Regions from separate parts of the Homo sapiens genome. Here region 1 is linked to region 2. A link is an interaction called in ENCODE POLR2A ChIA-PET data of the cell type or tissue named here. Cell type or tissue: MCF 10A. All regions are shown on one strand. Links, peaks and the distances in the headings refer to the core of each region. The heading gives the core; the rest is flanking DNA.

The links. Peaks named below come from ENCODE experiments on the same cell type or tissue, not always from the same donor. Only the 100,000 strongest peaks of a DNase experiment are listed, where the experiment ranks them.
Region 1: POLR2A ChIA-PET joins it to region 2 with 5 read pairs; 6 of 35 experiments call an interaction of 5 or more read pairs at or near these places.

Annotation. Positions count from the first base shown.
Region 1 is chr3:138,886,556-138,895,558 of GRCh38, forward strand. It overlaps the pseudogene ATP5MC1P3. Among named protein-coding and RNA genes, the nearest start is that of LINC01391, 53 kb to the right of the region's middle. In MCF 10A, for the core only: no CTCF peak of the experiment used is centred there; no DNase peak of the experiment used is centred there.
Region 2 is chr3:138,770,550-138,779,552 of GRCh38, forward strand. All of the region lies in intron 2 of PIK3CB (phosphatidylinositol-4,5-bisphosphate 3-kinase catalytic subunit beta), which reads right to left. It also overlaps the pseudogene GAPDHP39. Among named protein-coding and RNA genes, the nearest start is that of PIK3CB, 60 kb to the right of the region's middle. In MCF 10A, for the core only: no CTCF peak of the experiment used is centred there; a DNase peak (open chromatin) is centred at 4,152.

The sequences.
Region 1 (9,003 bases), core at 1,806-6,805, 120 kb after region 2:
AGTTCCTGCCTAAGGACAGATTGCATCCAATGACTGAATATTATGGGATATAAATGCATCTCCCCTTTGCCTCAGTTTGGGACAATTCTGAATGGCCATCCTAGCTTCAGAGCTCCCTGAAGGACTGCTGAAGCCTCTGTTGCAACTGCATCACAACCTAACTTCTCTCTGTGCCAGATCTTGCTTTTCTCACTGCCTTACACGTTTCTAAGAGCATTTGCCAATGAACCATCCGCACACAAGTTTGTTCCAGAGTCTATTTCCTGGGGTTCCTGGCCTACAATGGGCAATAATGATTGGGTGGTGAGGAGAGATGAGTTTTTCACATTTTGCTGTCTTAAGCAAACTTGAATAGTTTTTAAGAATCTATTATATCACTTTATTTTATTTATTTATTTATTTATTTATTTATTTAATTTTTTGAGACAAAGTTTTGCTCTTGTTGCCCAGGCTGGAGTGCAATGGCGCAGTCTCGGCTCACTGCAACCTCTGCCTTCCGGATTCAAGTGATTCTCCTGCCTCAGCTTCCCAAATAGCTGGGATTACAGGGGCCTGCCACCACACATGCCTACTTTTTGTTGTTGTTGTTGTTAGACAGAGTCTTGCTGTGACACCCAGTCTGGAGTGCAATGGCGAGATCTCAGCTACTGCAACCTCCGCCTTCCAGGTTCAAGTGATTCTCCTGCCTCAGCCTCCCGAGTAGCTGGGATTACAGGCACGCGCCATCATGCCTGGCTAATTTTTGTATTTTTAGTAGAGACGGGGGTTTCACCATGTTGGCCAGGGTAGTCTCAATCTCCTGACCTCGGGTGATCCACTTGCCTCAGCCTCCCAAAGTGCTGGGACTACAGGCGTGAGCCACCATGCCTGGCCCTAATTTTTGTGTTTTTAGTAGAGATGGGGTTTCACCATGTTGGCCAGGCTGGTCTCGAATTCCTGACCTCAGGTGATATGCCTGCTTTGGCCTCCCAAAGGGCTGGGATTACAGGTGTGAGCCACTATGCCCAGCCTATTATATCTTTTATATCACTTTAAATTTGTGTTATCTTTTTTTTTTTTTTGAGACATTGTCTTGCTGTGTTGCCCAGGCTGAAGTCCAATGGCACGATCACAGTCACTGCAGCCTCAACCTCCTGGGCTCATGCAATCCTCCCACCTCAGCCTCCTGAGCAGCTGGTACTGCAGGTGCTGCCACCATGCCTGGCTAATTTTTGTTTTTTTGTTTTTTTTTTGTAGAGATGGGGTTTCGCTATGTTACCCAGCCTAGGTGCTTAAATATTACCAACAAGTAGAAAACATAACAACAAAGTTATAGTGACTTTTAAATTTTAATTTAATTTTGTTATTATTATTATTACTATATATATATATATATTTTTTTTTTTTTTTTTTTTTTGAGATGGAGTCTTGCTCTGTCCCCAGGGTGGAGTGCAGTGGTGCGATCTAGGCTCGCTGCAACCTCTGCCTCCCGGGTTCAAGCGGTTCTCCTGCCTCACCCTCCTGAGTAGCTGGAACTCCAGGCACGTGCCACCACGCCCAGCTAATTTTTGTATTTTTAGTAAAGACAGGGTGTACCATGTTGGCCAGGATGGTCTCAATCTCTTTTTTTTTTTTTTGAGACAGAGTCTCACCTATCGCTCAGGCTGGAGTGCAATGGCGTGATCTCAGCTCACTGCAACCTCCGTCTCCTGGGTTCAAATGATTCTCCTGACTCAGCCTCCCGAATAGCTGGGATTACAGGTGTACACCACCATGCCCGGCTAATTTTTTGTATTTTTAGTAGAGATGGAGTTTCACCATGCTGGCCAGGCTGGTCTCGAACTCCTGACTTCGTGATCCGCCTGCTTCAGCCTCCCAAAGTGCTGGGATTACCAGCGTGAGTGACCACACCCGGCCGGTGTCGATCTCTTGACCTCATGATCCACCTGCCTTGGCCTCCTAAAGTGTTGGGATTACAGGCATGAGCCACTGTATTATTTTTTTTCTAAGAGACAGGGTCTCCCTATGTTGTGTAGGCTGGTCTTGAACTCCTGGGCTCAAGGGATCCTCCTGCCTTGGCCTCCTACAGTGCTAGCATTACAGGCGTGAGACACCATGCACAATCTATGTTGTAGAAACTTTAAAAAAAGAAACCCTCATGTCCTGCCCACATTCCCACTCAACAGTCTCACTACTGCAGTACAAGAGTCATTTTATTTCTACATACTTCCCTTCAGCAGGGATCATATACAGTCATATTTTTGCCTGGCTTGCTGTGGTGGAAAGTTTCACATGGTAATACAATCATTTATCATAAAGGTGAATTTTTCACTGCTCTATAAAGATGACTAAAGAAAGCAAGGTATAGCTGAACCAGAACGGGCATTCAGAAAACTCTGACAGCTGTTGTCCCAGCCTTGGGTCTAAAACAGGTTAACTTAGTTGTATCTTCTGTAAAAGGAAATTACTGGAGGAAGTTTGCTTAACATAACACAGCCTCTTAGCCAAAGCACCAGAACTGAAAACTAGGGTTCTAAGTTCTGGATTCCCAGTGCAGTATTTGTTCCACCAAGAAAGTCGCCCCCTTGCCCCGCCTTTTTTTTTTTTTTTAAAAAAAAAAAGAGAAACGTGTTTAATGGTAAAACTCAGCACATGCCAGCACCAGGAATGTTATGGAGTTGTAGCAGCAAGGGTGAGTAGGTGACCCCCATGGAGCTTCACATGGCAAAGAGGATGAGGAAGGTGACTGTCAAACAGAAGAGTCCCATGGCCTCAGATAGGGCAAAGTCCAGAATGGCATAGAAGAGCTGTTCCTTGAGAGATGGGCTGATGGCATAGTGAATGATCAAGTTGCCAGACACCATTGCTATGCCAGCCCCTGAGCCAGTTACAATCGTGGGTTGGGTGTGGTGGCTCACACCTGTATTCCTAGCACTTTGGGAGGCCCAGGCAGGCAGATTGCTCGAGCTCAGGAGTTCACGACCAGCTTGGGTACATTGCAACACCCGGTCTCTACAAAATATCAAACAATTAGCTGGGCATGGTGGCATGCATCTGTAGTCCCAGCTACTCAGGTGGCTGAGGTGGGAGGATCGCTTGAGCCCGGGAGGTTGAGGCTGTAGTGAACTGTGATTGTGCCACTGCACTCCAGTCTGGATGACAAAGTGAGACCCTATCTCAAACCAACCAACCAATTGTGATTGCCCCAGCATCAATAAACTTGGCTGCTGTGTCAATGTCCCAGGAGACAACACTGGTCTGGAACTCCTATCTGGCCACGTGGAGCGGAGAGCTGCCGTAGGAAAGCTGTTTGGATAAATTATTTGGCCTATTCAGAAAGGAGGCAGACACAGACCTGAGTAAACCCCTAGTACTACAGCAGATCAGAGCCTGAGAAATGAGTAGTGCCCCAGGGGTCTGCATTTTTTCAGTCTGCACTCCCACTGCCCTGCATCTCCAGCTTGGCCCACAGCATTCACCCTGCCCAAGATGACTTAGAAGTTGCAATTTTCTAAATGCTGATGTGTTCTCTGATCAGAATCTTCCTCTGAGTGGGCACAGCAGGCTTCTGTTCCCTGGGCAGGGCAGAGGAATTCTTGTCCTTGGATGTAAAGAAAATAGGGAAATCTGCCCAAAGAATTAGCTGTGGTTCTTAATGCTCAGGAGTCTTCCTGGTTCCCCTAACTTTCCTCCAGAGTTCTATTTTCTTTCTTTCTTTCTTTCCTTTCTTTCCTTGCCTTCCTTGCCTTTCCTTGCCTTTCCTTGCCTTCCTTGCCTTCCTTGCCTTCCTTGCCTTCCTTGCCTGCCTGCCTGCCTGCTTTCTTTTCTTTCTTTCTTTTTCTTTCTTTCTTTCTCTCGCTCGCTTTCTTTCTTTCTTTCTTTCTTTCTTTCTTTCTTTCTTTCTTTCTTTCTTTCTTTCTTTCTTTCTTTCTTTCTTTTTTTCTTCCCTCTCCCTCTCCCTCTCTCTTTCTTTCTTTCTTTTTTGAGACAGAGTCTTACTCTGTTGCCCAGGCTGGAGTGCAGTGGTATGATCTTGACTCACTGCAACCTCTGCCTCCAGTTTCAAGACATTCTCCTGCCTCAGCCTCCTGAGTAGCTGGGATTACAGGCAGCCATCAGGCCCGGCTAATTTTTGTGTTTTTAGTAGAGACAGGTTTTCTCCATGTTGGCCAGGCTGGTCTCGAGCTCCAGACCTCAGGTGATCCACCCGCCTCGGCCTCCCAAGGTGCTGGGATTAAAGGCGTGAACTGCCACGCCTGGCCTGGAGTTCTATCTTTAAGTTTCTCTGTTCTCTGATCTTCAGAAGCTGCTGGAGAACATGGTCCCACTAGTTATTCACACACATCCATAAAACTCCCCACTTAAGAGTCAGAATGTCAGGTTGGCCAATGACCAATGAACCACAAGTCGGTGGTTGGAAACTTTCTTCAAAAATGAGGAACTTAAAAGTTGAAGAGCCTGTGTTGGTTGTTCCAGGGCAATTGTCCTTTATTCTGACCCAAAAAACCTCATGTAGCTCTAAATTCAGAAAATAACACGTGTTGGTGAGAATGTGGAGAAATTGGAACCTTTACGCATTGTTGATGGGACTGTAAAATGGCACAGCCACTGTGGAAAATAGCATGGAAGTTCCTTTAAAAAATTAAAAACAGAACAACTCTATGACCCAGCAATCTCACTTCTGGATATATATCCAAAAGAATGGGAAGCAGGGCCTCAAAGAAATATTTGCACACCCTTGTTTATAGAAGCTTATTCACAATAGCCAAGAGGTGGGAGCAAACCAAGTGTCCATCAAAGGAAGAATGGATAAACAAAATGTAGTATATACATACAGTGAAATATGATTCAGCCTTAAAAAGGAAGGAAATCCTGTCACATGCTACAACATGAGTAAATCTTGAGTCATTTTGCTAAATGAGATAAGCCAGTCATGGCCGGGCATGGTGGCTCACGCCTGTAATTCCAGCATTTTGGGAGGCTGAGGCAGGTGGATCACAAGGTCAGGAGTTCAAGACCAGCCTGGCCAACATGGTGAAACCCCGTCTCTATTAAAAAAAAATAAAAATAAAAAAAAAATAGCCAGGCTTGGTGGCGGGTGCCTATAATCCCAGCTACTCGGGAGGCTGAGGCAGGAGAATCGCTTAAACCAGGGAGGCAGAGGCTGCAGTGAGCCGAGATCACACCACTACACTCCACCCTGGGCAACAGGGCAAGACTCTGTCTCAAAAAAAAAAAAAAAGAAAGAAAGAAAAGAAATATGCCAGTCACAAAAAGGCAAATATTGCATGATTTCACTATCTAAAATAAAATTTAGTTAAATTTTATTTATTAAATTAATTAAATTTATAGAAACAGAAAGTTGAACAGTAGTTGCCATGGGGTGGAGGAAGGGGGAACTGAGGAGTTATTTAATGAGTATAGCATTTTAGTTTTGCAAGATGAAAAAGTTCTGGAGGCTGGGCATAGTGGCTCATGCCTGTAATCACAGCACTTTGGAAGGCTGAGGAGGGCAGATCCCTTGAGCCCGGAAACAAGACCAGCCTGGGCCACATGGTGAAACCCTGTCTCTACAAAAAATACAAAAATTACCTGGGTGTGGTAGTATGAGCCTGCAGTCCCAGCTACTCGGGAGGTTGAGGTAAGGGGATCACCTGAGCCCAGGGAGGTAACTGCAGTGAGCCATGATAGCATCACTGCACTCCAACCTGGGCGACAGAGTGAGACCCTGTCTCAAAAAAAAAAAAGTTCTGGAGATCAGTTGCACAACAATGTGAATACACTTAACAGTCTTGAACTGTATGTACACTTAAAAATGGGTAAGATGATAAATTTTATGTTATGTGTTTTTTACAATTAATCGGCTGGGCACGGTGGCTCACGCCTGTAATCCCAGCACTTTGGGAGGCCGAGGTGGGCAGATCATGAGGTCAGGAGATCGAGACCATCCTGGCTAACATGGTGAAACCCCGTCTCTACTAAAAATACAAAAAATTAGCCGGGTGTGGTGGCAGGCACCTGTAGTCCCAGCTACTCGGGAGGCTGAGGCAGGAAAATGGTGTGAACCTGGGAGGCGGAGCTTGCAGTGAGCTGAGATAGCACCACTGCTTTCCAGCCTGGGTGACAGAGCGAGACTCTGTCTCAAAAAAAAAAAAAAAAAAAAAATTAAAAAACTCAATGAAAAGGTTAACAAACAAATTAGATATAATTGAAGAAGAAATTAATAAACTAGAAGAACTACCAAAATTATTCAGAATATAACACAGAGAAACAAAGAGATATCAGGAAACATGCATAATAGAGTGAGAAGATCTAACATTTGGCTAACTGGGGTTCTAGAAGAAAATAATAGAGAAAATGGACAGGTAACACTCAAAGGGAAAATGCCTGAGAAATTTTCCAGAATTGCTGAAAAATATATATCCTGTTTCTTTTTTTTCTTTTTCTTTTTCCAGTAAGCCTTTTGCACTCCTAAAATCCTGTTTCAGAAATCACAATGAATCTCAAGAATGATAAAAATAACCCACACTTAGACTCCTCACAGAGAAACTGCAGATCAAAGACAGGAAGATTACATTAAAAGCATCCAGAAAGCAATCAAGATGTATTTCAAGCCTGGCACGGCAGCTCACGCCTGTAATCTGCTGAGGCGGGCAGATCACTTGAGGTCAGGAGTTCAAGACCAGCCTGGCCAATGTGGTGAAACCCTGTCTCTACTAAAAATACAAAGAATTAGCCAGGTGTGGTGGTGCACGTCTGTAATCACAGCCTGTAATATGCTGAGGTGGGCAGATCACTTGAGGTCAGGAGTTCAAGACCAGCCTGCCCAACATGGTGAAACCCTGTCTCTACTAAATATACAAAAAATTAGCCAGGCGTGGTGGTGCACGCCTGTAATCCCAGGTACTTGGTAGGCTGAGGCAGGAGAATTGCTTGAACCCGGGAGGCAGAGGTTGCAGTGAGCCAAGATGGTGCCATTGCACTCCAGCCTGGGCAACAAGAGCGAAACTCTGTCTCAAAAAAGAAAAGAAAAGAAAATGGAGGAGGCCTTGTATTTGCAGGAGCCAGGGGATAAATGGAAACTTTCTGCTCAACTTTGCTGTAAACCTAAAACTGCTCTAAAAAATTAAATCTGGCTGGCCGCAGTGGCTCACGCCTGTAATCCCAGCACTTTGGGAGGCCAAGGCAGGTGGATCACCTGAGGTCAGCTGTTCAAGACCAGCCTGGCCAACACGGTGAAACTCCGTCTCTACTAAAACTACAAAAATTACCTGGGTATGGTGGCAGGTGCCTGTAATCCCAGCTACTAGGGAGGCTGAGGCAGCAAAATTGCTTGAACCTGGGAGGTGGGGGCTGCAGTGAGCAGAGATCGTGCCACTGCACTCCAGCATTGGGCAACAAGAGCGAAACTCCGTCTCAAAAAAAAAAAAAAATTAATTTGAAAAAAAAAAAAAAAAACCTCAAGGCCAAAAAAGACATCTAGAGAGAAAAAAAGTAATGAACAAAAATAAGCAACAAAATAATAATTACATAGACAGGAAACATCTTAATTGAAACAAAACAAGACATTTTTCAAAACAAAAAAAATACACTTAATAAGGAATTTGAAGTTAGCTATTGCTCGGTATGGTCCTGCCCTATTTCCTACTCTCTTTCTCCTACCCTCTGTCTTCATTAATTTATTTTTCTTTTTTGAGACGCAGTCTTGCTATGTCACCCAGGCTGGAGTGCAGTGGTGTGATCTCAGCTGACTGCAACATCTGCCTCCCAGCTTCAAGCAATTCTTCTGCCTCAGCCTCCAGATTAGCTGGGATTACAGATGTACACCACCATGCCTGGCTACTTTTTGTAGAGATGAGATTTCACGTTGTTGGCCAGGCTGGTCTTGAACTCCTGACCTCAAGTGATCTGCCCAACTTGGCCTACCAAAATGCTGGGATTACAGGCGTGAGCCACCACCCCCAGGCTGTTTGTCTTCATTAATATGAATGACAGCTTTTATTCTGTAACTAGGAGAAGAGAGAGAGACTGAGATGAAGAAAGAGAGGGGAAAGGAAGTTTGTTGAAGGAAGAAAGGGTATTTGGCTTTTAATACTGATATTGACCTGGAGAGGAAAGGGGTCTAGAAAGGCCACTGCTTCATTATCATCTGGGGTTGGGGTAGGGGTTGGGGGAGTATGGTAAAATTATTCCCACAGCAAACCTCTATGGGGCAGAAGACCACTAGAGACACTTTCAATGATGGTGCCCATCTGTGCAAGAGCTTAGAAGCTATAAAGTATACTTACATATGTCATCTCATTTAATCTCTGAGAGAGAGGTCACTTGCCTACTCTGTCAGGTAATGCCAACAACAGCATTTCTAGATATATTGGTTAGTCTTTTTTTTCTTCTTCTTTTAGAGACAGGGTCTCACCCTGTTGCCTAGGCTGGAGTACAGTGGTGTGATCATATAGCTCACTGTAATCTAGAATTCCTGGGCTCAAATGATCCTCCTGTTTCAGCCTCCCCAGTAACACGGACTAACAGGCGGTGCCACCACACCCAGCTAATTTTCTTTTTTTTTGAGACAGAGTCTCCCTCTGTAGCCCAGGCTGGAGTGCTAGTGGTGTCCTCTCAGCTCACTGCAACCTCCTAGGCTCAAGCAATCCTCCTGCCTCAGCCTCCCAAGTAGCAGGACTACAGGCCCATGCCACCAAGCTTGCCTTTTTCTTTTTCTTTTTCTTTTTTTTGAGACGGAGTCTTGCTATGTCTCCCAGGCTGGAGTTCACTGCAATCTCTGCCTCCTGGGTTCAAGCAATTATCCTGCCTCAGCCTCTCGAGTAGCCGGGACTACAGGTGCATACCACCATACCCTGCTAAGTTTTGTATATTTAGTAGAGACGGGGTTTCGCCATGTTGGCCAGGCTGGTCTTGAACTCCTGATCTCAAGTGATCCACCCACCTCAGCCTCCCAAAATGTTGGGATTACAGGCATGAGCCACCATACCCAGCCCCTGGATAATTTTTTGTATTTTCAGCAGA
Region 2 (9,003 bases), core at 1,126-6,125:
AATACAAAAAATTAGCCAGGCATGGTGGCAGGTGCCTGTAGTCCCAGCTACTCGGGAGGGTGAGGCAGGAGAATGGTGTGAACCCAGAAGGTGGAGCTTACAGTGAGTCGGAAAAAAAAAAGAATTCTTTTTAAAATATAAAAGAAAAAACATTACTTCTTTTGTTTTTGTTTTTGTTTTGAGACTAAGTCTTGCTCTGTCACCCAGTCTAGAGTGCAGTGGTGCAATCTCGGCTCACTACAACCTCCGGCTCCCAGGTTCAAGCAGTTCTCCTGCCTCAGTCTCCCGAGAAGCTGGTATTACAGGCACCTGCCATCACGCCCGGCTAATTTTTGTATTTTTAGTAGAGACGGGGTTTCACCATGTTGGCCAGGCTAGTCTTGAACTCCTGACATCGTGATCCACCCGCCTTAGCCTCCCAAAGTTCTGGGATTACAGGTGTGAGCCACTGCACCTGGCCACATTACTTCTTTAAATACTACATTTGCTATCACAACTTGAGGTTTCATTCAGAGGCAACTTAAGGTATGGGATCTTGATTCATCTGGGCTTTGGTCCCTACCCCCGACGTTGCTCAAAGACAACAAATCAGCCCCAACTGTTGATGTGTTCATGGTGAAGTATGCATTATAATGGGTACTTAAAAACTGAACAGTATAGAACTTCATTTTGCCTTTTTTTTTTTTTTTTTGAGACGGAGTCTCGCTCTGTCACCCAGGCTGGAGTGCAGTGGCGCGATCTTGGCTCACTGCAAGCTCTGCCTCCCGGGATCATGCCATTCTCCTGCCTCAGCCTCCTGTGTAGCTGGGACCACAGTCGCCCGCCACCGCAACCAGCTATTTTTTGTATTTAGTAGATACGGGATTTCACGTGTTAGCCAGGATGGTGTCAATCTCCTGACCTCGTGATCTGCCCACCTCGGCCTCCCAAAGTGCTGGGATTACAGGCGTAAGCCACCCGCGCCCGGCCCTAGAACTTCATTTTCTAAAGGTGATTATTTATTCCGAATTGCTATAATTATATGTAAGAGCTATTTCTAAAGTAATTCCACAAATTATTAAAGAATTGCTATAACATTATATATCATATCATTTATAATAAAATGACATTTAAACTTATCCTCTCAAATCAAAGATGGCACTCTAAACAGCTTTTACAAAACATCTGCACCAGCCTGGGCAACATAGTGAGACCCCATCTCTACAAAAATTTAAAAATTGGCTGGGTGTGGTGGCACATGCCTGTGGTCCCAGCTACTCGAGAGGCTGAGGGAGGAGGATCTCTTTCTCTTGAGCACAGAAGGTGGAGGCTACAGTGAACCCTGTTTGCAGAACTGCACTCCAGCACGGGCAACAGAGCAAGACTCAGTCTCAAAAAAAAAAAAAAAAAAATTTGCAAATAGGCACTGAGCCTTGAATAACTTGGTAATTCCAGTTCTGGAATGTACCTATTTACAAACCTGAATACAGAAAAAGTTTCATGTATAAAGCAAAATATATAAAAATGAAAAATTTAAAAAAATAACAGACCCACCTGATGGCATCCACTTGGTGCACTCATTTAAAATCATGTTTATCAAGAATATGTGGCAATGTTTAGAAATAACATGAAAAAAATCCAAATATAAACTAATATACACATTAGAATTAGAACTGTGTTTAAAGTTAAAAGAAAAAACTGCAAGTATAACCTAATGCGCGGCAATTAAGGGTGGAAGGAAAGACACTCATACAGTTCAAAAGTAACTATAAAATAAATGTTTCTTTTATTCAACGTGCCTTTAATGATGGCATACAGTTTATACACTCTTTTAAAGTTCTATTGTTCCAGACACTTTGAGTGGGTCCAAAGGAAGGACTTAGGTTAGAACTTAGCAATTTATTCTGTATTTTTAAAAATTATTTTATTTTATTTATTTATTTTTTTGAGACAGGGTCTTACTCTGTTGCCCAGGCTGGAATGCAGTGGCACGATCATGGTTCCCTGCAGCCTTGACCTCCCAGGCTCCAGCAATTCTCCCACCTCAGCCTCCTGAGTAGCTAGGACTGTAAGCACACACCACCACACCCACATCATTCTTTTGATTTTTTTTTTTTTTTTTTACTAGAGACAAGGTTTCGCTACATATTCCCCAGGCTGAGCTTGAACTCCTGAGCTCAAGCAATCCTCCTACCTCGGTCTCTCAAAGTTTTGGGATTACAAGCATTAGCCAAAGCACCCGGCTATTTATTCTCTTTTTTTTTTTTTTTTTTTTGAGATGGAGTCTTGCTCTGTTGCCCAGGCTAGAATGCGGTGGTGTGATCTTGGCTCACTGCAACCTCAGCCTCCCAGGTTCAAGTGATTCTCCTGCCTCAACCTCCCAAGTAGCTGGGACTACAGTTGCCTGCCACCGTGCCTGGCTACTTTTTTTGTATTTTTAGTAGAGATGAGTTTTTGCCATGTTGGTAAGGCTGGTCTCGAACTCCTAACGTCAAGAGATCCACCTGCCTTGGCCTCCCAAAGTGCTGGGATTACAGGCCCAGCTATTTATTCTTAATATGTATGTGTTCATTAGTATTTCTAAACCACAGCCCAGGCACGGTGGCTCACGCCTGTAATCCCAGCACTTTGGGAGGCTGAGGTGGGCGAATCACTTGAGGTCAGGAGTTCAAGACCAGCCTGGCCAACATGGTGAAACCTTCTCTACTAAAAATACAAAAATTAGTTAGGCGTGTTGTCAGGCGCCCACCTACTTGGGAGGCTGAGGCAGGAGAATCACTTTAACCTGGGAGGCAGAGGTTGCAGTGAGTTGAGATCACGCCACTACACTCCAGCCTGGGCGATAGAGTGAGTGAGATACTGTCAAAGAAAAAAAAAAGTATAAAGATAAATTTAGACATATAATCCATAACACTGGTATTTCAGTGGAGAGGGAGGACATTATTGGTATTATTTCATCAAACTAAAAGGGCTGATGAAAAAAATTTAATAAAAGTCATATCACTCTATTATTCCAAAATATACAGCTAGCCTCTTTAAAATATGCCATTTTAAGTTACTTAATACAGTCCTTGAAATGGAAAAAAAATTTAAAAATTAAATGGTCTTCTTCCAAACACATAATTTTTTATTAAGCAATGCTAATAAAACTCTTCAGATTTCTAGTTTTTAGTCTACCTTCCTCTTTTCTAATCTAAATGTTCGACCGTGTTTACCCCTAACATCAACAAGATAAGTTATTCCAAATGGATATATGTATTTCCAGGAGAAATGTATTTCATCCCCACAGTCTTCTCTCCTCACCCTCTCCACCCCTTGCTGAAACCCATTCAAGTGAACAGTATTTGGGACATGGGAACTATCATTAAGTGTTAAGCTATTCCAATCACTGTTTGACAATAACCACGTTTTAAGGTAAAAATGATTATTTCCCTAAATAGATAAAATTAATAGGACAAAGACTACCAAAGACCAATATCTACTACATTAACATAGAGACCTTCTCTAGCCTTTGAAGATATAACTAAGGGAATTCTCCTACATTACAGGAGAGCATTTTCTGTTTTTAAACACTTTTGCTAATAACGCATAAACAAAAATACCCAACATGTAATTGTACAGTTCAATGAATTTTTGGAAAGCAAATACCTATTGCAAAGCAAACCACTATCCAGGTTAAGACAAAGAACACTGCCAGCATCTCAGGAGACTCCTTGTTTGTCTCTTTCAGATAGCAACCCTCTCCCAAACCTCCTACCACCATCTGACTTCTTTTGTAAGAGGTGGGGGTTGTTTTGTTTTTTAATCACTTTAGGTAACAGTATGGGAGCAAAGCAAATATCCAAATAATTGTGGCTCACTGGATACACTTTTGCACCTATCATTCAAGTATATATTTTAGACAAAAGTTTCATTGTCTAGATGACTGCTTCTGTTTCTCACTCCAATGAGTGGCAATGGGTCCAATAGACTAACTGAGGTGGGTGCTTTTGAATGTCAACAAATCTTCCTTCTAGAAATGGTATCCAATCAATTCTGGTTCTTGTTTACAAGTACCATCATGACAATCAGGAATGACTGTTTGTGTAGCAGAGTACCCACATGTAATTGCAATGAGAGTGAGTCATGAGCCAAATTGTACAAGTGTGTGGTGGTGCTGGTGAGTAACTAACCAACAGCTCTCACATCTAGGAACTGAACCAGTGCCAGAAAGCCATCTGGATAGCAAACAGTAACATGAGAAGAATTTTAAATAGCTTACAGCTGTAGAAAATGCACTATTCCAGGCTTTGAATTCTTTTAGTTATTTCTGTCTGCTGTCATTTTGAAAATAAGTCATAATATGTAAAAATTAAAAGAGCATCCAATAAAGGCTGGCATTTATCCCAAGTAATTTCAGGATTACTCCTTTGCATGATGGTTTAAGTTTGGTCTGGCAAGTACTTATCATTTGTTTGTCTGTTTTAAACCTTTTCCTTGGAGACCAATTTTCTTCCTAAGCTATCCACCCATGAATGACAAAATGCTTCTGTGTGTAGCTTTCATTTCTCCCTCACTATGGACTGTAAATTGAGAGGGAAAAGACTAAGAAAAACTGAAGAAGTATCTGTCCTTGATGCCAAGTCTTCTTTCACTGGTTATTCTCTCTAGAGGACACAGAGAGTCCAGAGAGGCAGGCTGATAATGTCATCTCAGTGCTAGGCCTTGATCAAAAAGAGGAAGAGAAGAAAACTGCAGAGGGACAAAGTGGGAAAACAACTGAATTTCAAGGAAATGAATATTTAATAAGTACTTATTCTGTTTAAGATACCATATCACACACTTGATTGGGAGATGAGGTAATTACAAAACAAAACGAAGCAATTTGCAATCCAGCCTGTACCAGAGCAGTTAGGTCTAGTGAGAGACTAGCGGAGGCATGTCTGTTCTCTGAATGATTGCAGTGTTTTTTACCTCGACCTCCCAGAGCCTCAACCAGAAGGGATGAGGATGGAATACTGGAAAAGGGAAATACAGAGTACCCGCCTGAACTTCTTAAGGTGTGGGACTGCAGTGTCTGGGGATCAGGCTATGTCATCTAAAAAGTTGAGGCAGCACCACAATGTTGCTGTCATGAAACCCCCTCACTGCCTCACTGCCCCAGCCTATGACCTGTGCATAATGGGATGAGTACTGGGAGTTACATGGTTTGGAATATAATAATTAATCACATGTTACTATGTCTAAGATCCCAAAAGATCTGAAATCTTTATCTGTTATGCATTAACAGGACAGCTTTTGGATACTGTCCTGTATTTAAGTTATAACATCACCCTATAAGCTAATAAATTATATTTCGTTTCAAAACCCTCAAATATAGCATTCTTTTAAATTAAAAAGCATACATTGGCCAGCCGCGGTGGCTCACACCTGTAATCCCAGCACTTTGGGAGGCTGAGGTGGGTGGATCACCTGAGGTCAGGAGTTGAAGACCAGCCTGGCCAACATGGTGAAACCCAGTCTCTACTAAAAATACAAAAATTAGCCGGGCGTGGTGGCGTGTGCCTGTAATCCCAGCGACTCAGGAGGCTGAGGCAGGAGGATCACCTGAACCCCGGAGGCAAAGGTTGCACTGAGTGGAGATTGCACCATTGCACTCCAGCCTGGGCGATAAGAGCAAAACTCCATCTCAACAAAAAAAAAGAAAGAAAGAAAAATGACATTAGTATCCATTTCATACCATTAGTATAACAGTTAATAATTTAAAATGTTTCCTGACTGAACGTAGCTACTAAAACCAACCCATACCTTTTTCTTCTGGAAACTATGGGAATACTCTCAAGGGATTAAAAATGTTTTGGATAAAACATTAGCAAGGAAAGAAAGCTTTAAGAATCTAAGGCCGGGAGTGGTGGCTTATGCCTGTAATTCGAGTACTGTGAGAGGGCGAGGCAGAGGATCCCTTGAGGCCAGAAGTTCGAAACCAGCCTGGGCAACTTGACAAAACCCTGCCTCTACAAAAAAATACAAAAAATACAAAAATTAGCTGGGCGTGGTAGCACACACCTGTAGTCCCAGCTACTCAGGAAGCTGAGGGACGATCGCCTGAGCCTGGGAGGCAGACATTGCCGTGAGCTGTGATTGTGGTACTGCATTCCAGCCTGGGCGACAGAGTGAGACCCTGTCTCAAAAAACAAACAAACAAACAAACAAACAAACAAAACCCCAGCATGGGCAACATGGTAAAACCCTGTCTTTACCAAAAACACACCAGGCATGATGGCATGCACTTGTGGTCCCAGCTACTTGGGAGGCTGAGGTAGGAGGATCACTTGAGCCTGGGAAGCGGACATTGCAGTGAGCTGAGATCATGCTACTGCACTCCATTGTTGGTGACAGAGTGAGACTCTACCTCAAAAAAAAAAAAAAAAAAAAAGAATCTAAATAATCTAACAAAGTATTGAAAAGTAGCTTAAAAAAATTGTGATTACACGATCAACAGCACTGCTGTCACAACCTGGGATGATTTTAAAACATGGCCACAAAATTATTTTACATCACTCCTGCACCTACTGGTGCTGCCTGCCAAGGCTGTGGGCAAAGTCATCTCCAAGCTGAGCAGGAAGGTCACTGGCATAGCCTTCTATGCCCCCACCACCAATGTGTCCCTCATGGACCTGACCTGCCATCTGGAGAGACCTGCCAAATGTGATGAGAGGTCAGGTGCACGATCCCTCTCCTTGAATATGGCTTCAGTGATGGCTTGACCTCTAATAGAATACAGCAGGGGTAATGCTCTACTAATTCCCAGGTTTAAGAAGCTGCAGCTTCCATTTCCTCACTTAAGACACCTGCTTGTGAGATGCTCACTCTTAGAAGGTAGCCACCAAGCAGTGAACAGCTCAGGACAGACACATGGGAGAGGCCAAGGATAAGTGTTGACAAACTCCAGCTGACTGCTAGTACCAATAGCCAAACTTCTGAGTGAAGAAGCCTTCAATGACTCCATCCCTCAGACGTCATGTTTTTCCACCTGATGCCCAGACAACATGGGCCAAAGACAACCTGACTCTGGTGTGCCCCATCCAATTCCTGACTGCAGAACCAGAGCATAATAAAATGAATGTTTTACACCACTAAGTTTTGGGATGGTTTGTTACAGCAATATATCATTGCAGCATGACCTATTAGAATGAAATCACGCAATTACTACAGTCAATAATTCATTTTTTTCTTAAAAAAAAAATTTACACTTTCTGTTCCTCCCATTCAACAGCCACATCTTCTCATGTAACACCCATCACATCCCTGAGACATCACAATGAAAGTGAAAGCCAGGTAAACTGATTTGGCCTTATTAGACACCTGGTCACCAAGGCTGCTTTTAACTCTGGCGAAGTGGATATTGTCTCATCAAGGACCCCCTCATTGCCCTCAACTACACGGTCTATATGTTCCATGATGATTCTACCCATGGCAAATTCCGTGGCACAGTCAAGGCTGAGAATGGCAAGCTTGTCATCAATGAAAATACCATAACCATTTTCTAGGAGCAAATTCCCACCAAAATCAAATTGGGTGATGCCACCACAATTACATTGTGGAGACCACTGGCATCTTCACTACCTTGTAGAAGGCTGGGGCTCATTTAAAAGGAGAAACCGAAAGGGTCATCATCTCTGCCCCCTCTGCTGATGCCCCCATGTTTGTAATGGGCATGAACCATGAAAAGTAAAAAAACACCTCGCAATTCCCAGCAAACCTTCTATACCACTAACTGCTTAGCACCACTGGCCAAGATCACCCATGACAACTTTGGCATCATGGGAGGAATCATGACCTCATCCATGCTACTATCACTGACATCCAGAAGACCACTGATGGCCCATCTGGGAAACTGTGGTGCAATGGCTTTCCAGAACATCACTCCTGTACCTACTGGTGCTGCCAAAGCTGTGGGCAAAGTCATCTCCAAGCTGAGCAGGGAGCTCACTGGCATAGCCTTCTATGTCCCCACAGCCAATGTGTCCATCATGGACCTGACCTGCCATCTGGAGAGACCTGCCAAATACAATGACATCATGAAGGAGGTGAAGCAGGCGTGGGAGGACCCCTCAAAGGCATCCTGGGCTACTCTGAGTACCAGGTTGTCTCTGCCAACTAACAGTGATAACAACTTTTCCACCTTCAATGTTGGAGCTGGTATTGTTCTCAATGACTACTTTGTCAAGCTCATTTCCTGGTATGACAATGAATTTGGCTACAGCAACAGGGTGGTAGACCTTATGGTGCACATGGCCTCCTGGACCACCAGCCCCAGTGAGACCATGTAAGTAAGAGAGAGGCCCTCAGCTGCTGTGCAGTCCTGCCCCACTCAGTCCCCCGCCATCACACTGAGAATCTCCCTTCCCAGACACGGTTTCCATGCCAGACCCCCTGAAAAATGGGATAGGCCTAGAAAGCTCCACTTTGTAGTGCACCATCAATAAAGTCCTCTGTATTCAGCACCCCTCTACTGCCAAAAAAAAAAATAGCAACACACACATTTTCCAAATATATATCTTACTCTATGTCATTTCTTTTTTTTTTTTTTTTTGAGACGGAGTCTCGCTCTGTCGCCCAGGCTGAAGTACAGTGGCATGATCTCGGCATACTGCAAGCTCTGCCTCCTGGGTGCACGCCATTCTCCTGCCTCAGCTTCCCGAGTAGCTGAGACTACAGGTACCCACCACCATGCCCGGCTAATTTTTTTGTATTTTTAGTAGAGACAGGGTTTCACCGTGTTAGCCAGGATGGTCTTGATCTCCTGACCTCATGATCTGCCCACCTCAGCCTCCCAAAATGCTGGGATTACAGGCGTGAGCCACCACGCCCGGCCTTCTTTTTTTTTTTTTTTTTTTTGAGACAGGCTGTCACTCTGTCACCCAGGATGGAGTACAGTGGCACGATCTTGGCTCACTGCAACATCTACCTCCTGGGCTCAAGCAATCCTCCCACATCAAGCCTCCCGAGTAGTTGGGACCACAGGTGCATGCCACCATGCCT